2 separate regions of the Homo sapiens genome follow, and region 2 is linked to region 1. Evidence: chromatin contacts called from ENCODE Hi-C or POLR2A ChIA-PET data. All regions are on one chromosome and are shown on one strand. The core of a region is the stretch at or near the end of the contact, and the rest is flanking DNA. Distances in the headings are between cores, read along the strand shown.

What was found. A loop is a pair of places that touch in the nucleus more often than their neighbours do. ChIA-PET counts read pairs that join two places held with the same protein, here RNA polymerase II (POLR2A). Pooled maps may share reads with other maps.
Region 2: a loop to region 1 is called in a map of PC-3, with 5 times the contacts of the local background. The contact joins two enhancer-like sites. A Hi-C loop is called at or near these places in 4 of 168 maps with a recorded cell type or tissue (Caco-2, PC-3, PC-9 and 1 more) and 1 of 50 pooled maps. POLR2A ChIA-PET finds 5 or more read pairs at or near these places in 7 of 52 experiments (AG04450, Caco-2, H1 and 3 more).

Annotation. Positions count from the first base shown.
Region 1 is chr10:112,765,275-112,768,277 of GRCh38, forward strand. The region is part of intron 7 of VTI1A (vesicle transport through interaction with t-SNAREs 1A); the gene reads left to right. Among named protein-coding and RNA genes, the nearest start is that of LINC02935, 120 kb to the right of the region's middle. Within about 2 kb of position 1,542, at least 2 of the 41 ENCODE cell types and tissues checked have a DNase peak (open chromatin) inside an H3K27ac peak, as active enhancers do; they include PC-3 and PC-9, where a contact is called at or near this core.
Region 2 is chr10:112,810,280-112,813,348 of GRCh38, forward strand. The region is part of intron 7 of VTI1A (vesicle transport through interaction with t-SNAREs 1A); the gene reads left to right. Among named protein-coding and RNA genes, the nearest start is that of LINC02935, 79 kb to the right of the region's middle. RefSeq lists enhancers at 572-1,272, 1,273-1,971, 1,972-2,671. Within about 2 kb of position 1,637, at least 13 of the 41 ENCODE cell types and tissues checked have a DNase peak (open chromatin) inside an H3K27ac peak, as active enhancers do; they include PC-3 and PC-9, where a contact is called at or near this core.

The DNA of each region.
Region 1 (3,003 bases), core at 292-2,791:
TCTTGGCTTACTGCAGCCTCCACCTCCTGGTTTCAAGCACTTCACCTGCCTCAGCTTCCCACGTAGCTGAGATTACAGGCGCCCGCCACCACACCCAGCTAATTTTTGTATTTTTGGTAGAGGCAGGATTTCACCATTTTGGCCAGGCTGGTTTTGAACTTCTGGCCTCAAGTGATCTGCCCACCTCGGCCTCCCAAAGTGCTGAGATTACAGGCATGAGCCACCTCACCTGGTGTGTTTTTCCTTTTAAGCATTACATTTATGTTTAATTTATTGAAAAATATTTATTGAGCACCAATTACATGCTAAACACTGCTAGGTGCTGGGGAAATATTGGTGAGCAAAAGGGACACAGTTTCTGCCCTTAGTATAGTGGGGGAAACAGACATTAATCAAATAATCGCACAAATTTGAAAGTAATTGTGATGACTGTTATGAAGGAGAGCTTCATGGTGCAGTGGAACTAGATGATAAGTAAGTGGTTCTCAAACTTTAGCAGGCACCAGAATCCCCTGGAGGGATTGTTAAAACAAAGCCCAGATGTCTGGGCCCTACCCCAGAGTTTCTGTGTCTAACCTATCTCTCTGTGATGCTAACGACGCCAGTCCAGAGACCACACCTGGAGAAGCTGTGGTCTAGAGATTTTACCTTGACAGGAGTCCAAGGCAGGTTGATGAAAAAGTGAGACATGAGCTGAGGTATGAAGGCATTACCTAGATGCTTCTGTCACAGAAAAGAGCTTATGCAAGAGCCCTGTGGTGGAAGTGGGCAGAGGACAAGAGACAGAATTAGGCCAGTGTGTCTGGAGAAGCAAGAGAAAGGAGAGAGTGGTATGAGGTCAGGGCCAGACCTATAGGTGTAGTAGCACGTGCTAAGGAATGTTAAGGCCTTTTGACAAGGTTAAGCATAAAAGGAGACATTAGGCAATAAAGAAGGCGTTCCGTGGAAAGAAACACAAGTCAAAGTTTAAAACTGACTACAAGCAATGCAACAAGTGTGGAAATTATACATAAATAAGGTTAAGTTCAACAGATGGTAGCCAGTACTTTCAAAGATAAAAATAATTATTATGGAGTTACTTTAAATTTTTGTTTATAAACTTTGCTAAATTCAGTTAAGAGCTGTGTATAAACTTAAGTTCCAATATAATTTTAGATTTGTTAGTTAGAAAGAAGCTGTTTCTGCAAGAATTGGTATCTGATTCTTACCTGCTGGTTGCTCCAGACAACCTCACTTGAAGAGGAAACCATTGCATTCAAATTAATAGTCAATAGGAAAATCAGGAACTAGATTCTCCTTGGAAGAAATGCTAGTATACTTCAAAGAGGAGAGAAAAATACTTGCTTCAGATTAACAAAAAATGCTCAAGGAATATGGTCCAAAGAACTAAAATCTCCCATTGGATTCCTACCATAGGGAAGAGAAAGTGATGACTTTAGCAAGGGTGCTGGAAAACAGGTCTTGTATGCATCTTCATAAACCTTTTCCTTAGTTAGCTGGGGGCAAAGGAAATTTAACATAGCATAGGTATTCTAAGTATTTACAAGTACTTTAAGAAGTTGTGAGACTGGTTTAGTGGCAGGTAACTTGGATGAGATGGAAGCTAAGGATTTCTTCATTTGAAGCTATAAAGGGACAAAAGAAATAAGATCCGTGCCAATTGTGGTTTAGTGAGAAAAACGTAGCAATAGTACATTCAGGTGTTAGTTATTTAAATCTTGCTCCATATATATTACATATCCTTCAAAGCAGAGTTTAAAGCCACTGATTTCTTAGCCATGTGAGTTTTTATTCTTTAAAAGGGAAATGATTTCATCAGCTTCCCAATCTGTGGCTTAAAGTTGACTTTTCAATCCATATTGGAATAATAGTAATAGCTAGCATTTATTGAGTGCCTTACTGTGTGTCAGGTACTGTGCTAAGCTCTTATATGTGTTAGCGCATTTTAATTCTCACAGCAATCTTTGGGTAAGTAGTTTTATCATCTCCTGCTACAGATGGTAAGGCCAAGGCCCAAAGTCATGAACTAGTAAGTGGAGATCCTGGAATTTGAATCCAGCTGGTCTGACCTCAGAGCCCATACTCTTAATCATTTGTTTATTTTGCTTCCCCAAGTCCCTTCTTCACCTGGAGGCAGCAAACCCTGATTGCAGACCCAGTGCCTAAAAGGAAGTAAGTGCCTATTCAATGCCGAATATGAAGTAAAATCTGTCAGATTAAAAGCACAAGGAGAGAAACCATTCTAGTGTATTTGTGCTAGTTCTGAAAACAGGAGGGCATAAACTAATAACAACAGCATGGCACATACTGGAACAAAGGGGAGGAGAAACTCCCTAATGTTAAATGCATTCGTTTGAGTTTTCAACTAAAGGGTCTTTCCTGCCTGCCTACCTTATTTCTTCCTTACTCTTTTTTTTTTTCTGTTTCTCTGTATTCTCCCAATTTTCTTGGTTGCGATGAAAAAATAATAATTTTTAAAATTGTTTGAAGACCAATGGGACATGTAACTAACTTATTTTAAACACAAACTTCATGTAAGGCATGGTGAGATGATATAAAGGCCAAAATGTTCTGGGCCCTTCACCTCTTCCTAGGACCAGTCTTGTCATCAGGCATCTTGGGGAGGGTGACCTGCAGGTCATGTGCCCAGAGGCACTAGTGTCACAGAAGCCGGACACGTATTACTTCCCCCTTGGATCCTCATGCCTTTCCTGGACTTCTGTGCTCCTATCTGCTCCTTCCCAACCTCATGTGATAGGTGACCTCCAGGACCAAGCCAGGCTTCCCTCAACCCCTCTCTGTCCCTGCCCCGCATATTCCACTTCCGATTTTGACCTTCAGTGGTTTGCAGCTCCCTGCAGATATTGGAAAAGAGAATGAAGTGATTTACATAATGAAAACAAATTGCATGACGAGTGTGAGGATCCATTGTTATGGTATAATGGAATGATTTAGAGGCTTTGAGAGACACAAGGCTGACGAGAAAGAGCCTCTGCCACCCTG
Region 2 (3,069 bases), core at 387-2,886, 45 kb after region 1:
GTAATCCCAAGTACTTGGGAGGCTGAGGCACGAGAATCACTTGAACCTGGGAGGGGGAGGTTGTAGTGAGCTGAGATCGCACCACTGCACTCCAGCCTGGAGACAGAGAATGACTCCATCTCAAAAAAAAAAAAAAAAAAAGTTAAAAATTAAAGTTCTCTGTCTTCAGGACTGGGGTTCTATTTCTCTGCCCACTGTGGGTCAGCTTCTTTCTTAGGTTGGCTTCCCTCAATGAATCAAAAGGCCTGCAGTGGATCCAGCCTGACATCCACACACCAAACTGTCCAGGTGACCCCGCATTTCAAGCAAAGTTGCTGAGATCCACTCTGTTGGATGGACTTAAGTCACAAGCCTGCTCCTGGTCCAGTTACCATGGCCAGGGGCATGGAATGTACTGACCATCTCAGCCTCAGTCACAGCTGTACCCCTGGAGCTGGGGTAGCATCAGCTGTTTGGAATAGGGAAACGAACGCAGCCACTGTAGATCTGCTGTACACAGGAAGCGGATGCCTGGCTAGGCCTGGTGAGGCCTCACGCATGATATCATCAGTCATCAATACACAGGAGCATTGGCTGGAAGAAGCTCCTGATTCTTCAGTGAAAAGTGTTGTGACCAAGAGGTCAGAAGAGGTTCCCAGCTTTTGAAAACCAAGAGGCAAAAACCTGTTCTTCAAGAAAAAAAAAATCTTATCAGTCTTCATCATACCTTAGCTTCTGAAATACATGAAACCAGAGCCTCTCTTGGCTTGGCCAGATGCCTCGTCTTGTCTGAGAGGCGGACGGTAGCGTTATCACTCAGGGTAAAAGAGCTTATGGTATTCGGCAGTGACAACCCCCAGTCCTCAATGGCTTAACGCAAGTCCACTGGGAGTCCAGGTGCATCTCCAGGACAGTGGCCCTTTACATAATGACTGCAGGATCCAGGCAGAAGATGTTACCACCATCCTATAACTTGTACTCTCTGGAACAATACAGCCCCTCCCTCCCCAAATCAAAACCGCAGGAAGAGCCCGCTAGAGAGACAAACACTGGAAGTTAGATGCCTCCAGCTGGCAGTGACACTCAGAACTTTTGCTCTCATTTCTTTAGCCAAAGCTAGTTCCATGACCAAGCCTAACATTAAGGTGAGTGCAGACCGGGCGCGGTGGCTCACGCCTGTAATCCCAGCACTTTGGGAGGCCGAGGCGGGCGGATCACGAGGTCAGGAGATAGAGACCACGGTGAAACCCCGTCTCTACTAAAAATACAAAAAAAATTAGCCGGGCGTGGTGGCGGGCGCCTGTAGTCCCAGCTACTCGGGAGGCTGAGGCGGGAGAATGGCGTGAGCCCGGGAGGCGGAGCTTGCAGTGAGCCGAGATTGCGCCACTGCACTCCAGCCTGGGCGACAGAGCGAGACTCCGTCTCAAAAAAAAAAAAAAAAAAAAAAAAAAAAAGAGTGCAGTCCATGCCTGGAAGTAGAGGAGAACTGGCTATTGGAGAACACTCGTAATGCCTGTTCCAGTGGAATTCCTGGGCTCCTCGAGCAAGAGCAGAGAACTGTGCCAGGTGCAGTGCCGCGCCTGTCCCCTGCACTGGAACCAGCCTTCTGTGATTCCGGCTGCCACACGCAGGAGCTCGTTTCCAGGCTGGGAGGAGACTGGCAATGGAAAGATTAACCGCTCCCTGAGTTCCACATGGGGATCAGTACTTTCAATAGTACTTTGTGAGTTCAGCCTCAAAGTAAATGGTTAATTCATCTTGTATCAACAGCACTGTGATTCATAATGTAAACTTGGAGAATCCTTGATGTTTCGGGCCCACATTCCTTTTATTTTGGCTCTGCATTCTTTTAAAGCCACAGTGTGCTCACTTAATAGAATGCAGCATGCAAATGCACAAGTTTTTGCCTGGAGGCAATTTAGCCTGGCTGTTTCAATGGATGTCTTCTTTCAAGTGTATATTCTTTCTTAAATTATTTACTGGGTAAACACACTTTGCATTTTCAAAAGGGAGATTAAGACGGCTTGCTGCAGACCTAGTTCAACATAAAGCCCTCCCCTTGCCCAAAGTTAGGAGGAAGTTACTTTGGGCTTCTCCCCAAGTTCCTTCGCTGCCATCTCACTAGCTGGGAACCCCTTGGCCTAGCTGGTTTTTCTGATTGTCTCCGAGCTCTGCATTCCTTTCTGCTTTGCCTACAGCAATACAGGCCGGCAGCCCCTGGCTGCGATTGCAACTAAGCTTCCTCACAGATGGGGCCCACCAATGCCAGCCTGTATTTCCCCCTTCCAAACTGGCTCAGTCCTATCCACCCAGATGCCCTGACAGTTCACTTTTCTGGTCCTGAGGGGTATCACATTTGCACAACTCCTTTGAGGTCCAAGGTTGGGGTGGATGGCCCAGCCAGTCAAGCTTGCTTAGAGCTCTCTCTATTCCAACTCTTTCCCCATCCCCTTCTACTCTTCCTCCCAAATGTCTGCCAGCATTTGGTTTGAAAGCAAATGCCCTTTCCTGCTGACACCCCGCCCCCACCCAGCACAAAGGAGTTCCTTCTAGCTTCAGGGGGAAGACCAAGTAGTGCTGAGAAGGCGTGATGGTAGGAAGTTTCATCTTTGACGGGGCTTGCTTCAACTTTGAACTTTAACCTTTTCCATGCAGACTTCCTGAGATTTTCCTGCAAATTAATTGCACAGACTTCTCCATTCTCCTTTGAATGGAAGATTACAGTTACCAGAGACTGCATTCTTTCACGATCACTCTTTGGGCAGTTCTCTTTTGAGTACCTGTGTGCAACGCGACTGTGCCATGTGCTGGGGTGGTAGAGGTGAATTCCACATGGTCCCAGTCCACACAGGTTGGGCCCTTGGAAGCAACAGAGCGGGCGGTGGAGGGGAAGCCACCAGGCCCTGTGGGTGCACCAAGGAGGGGGTGAAGCCCAATTAGGAAGGTTAGGGAAGAGCTGAGGATTTAAGGATTCCTGTGTATTCATATTTCTTACCATGCCTCAGATTGAACAAGTAACACCCACAGTTAATCCTTTCTAAATTAGCATCATGGATGCCTTGGGGCCCTCAACCCACAAATAAAATGGTT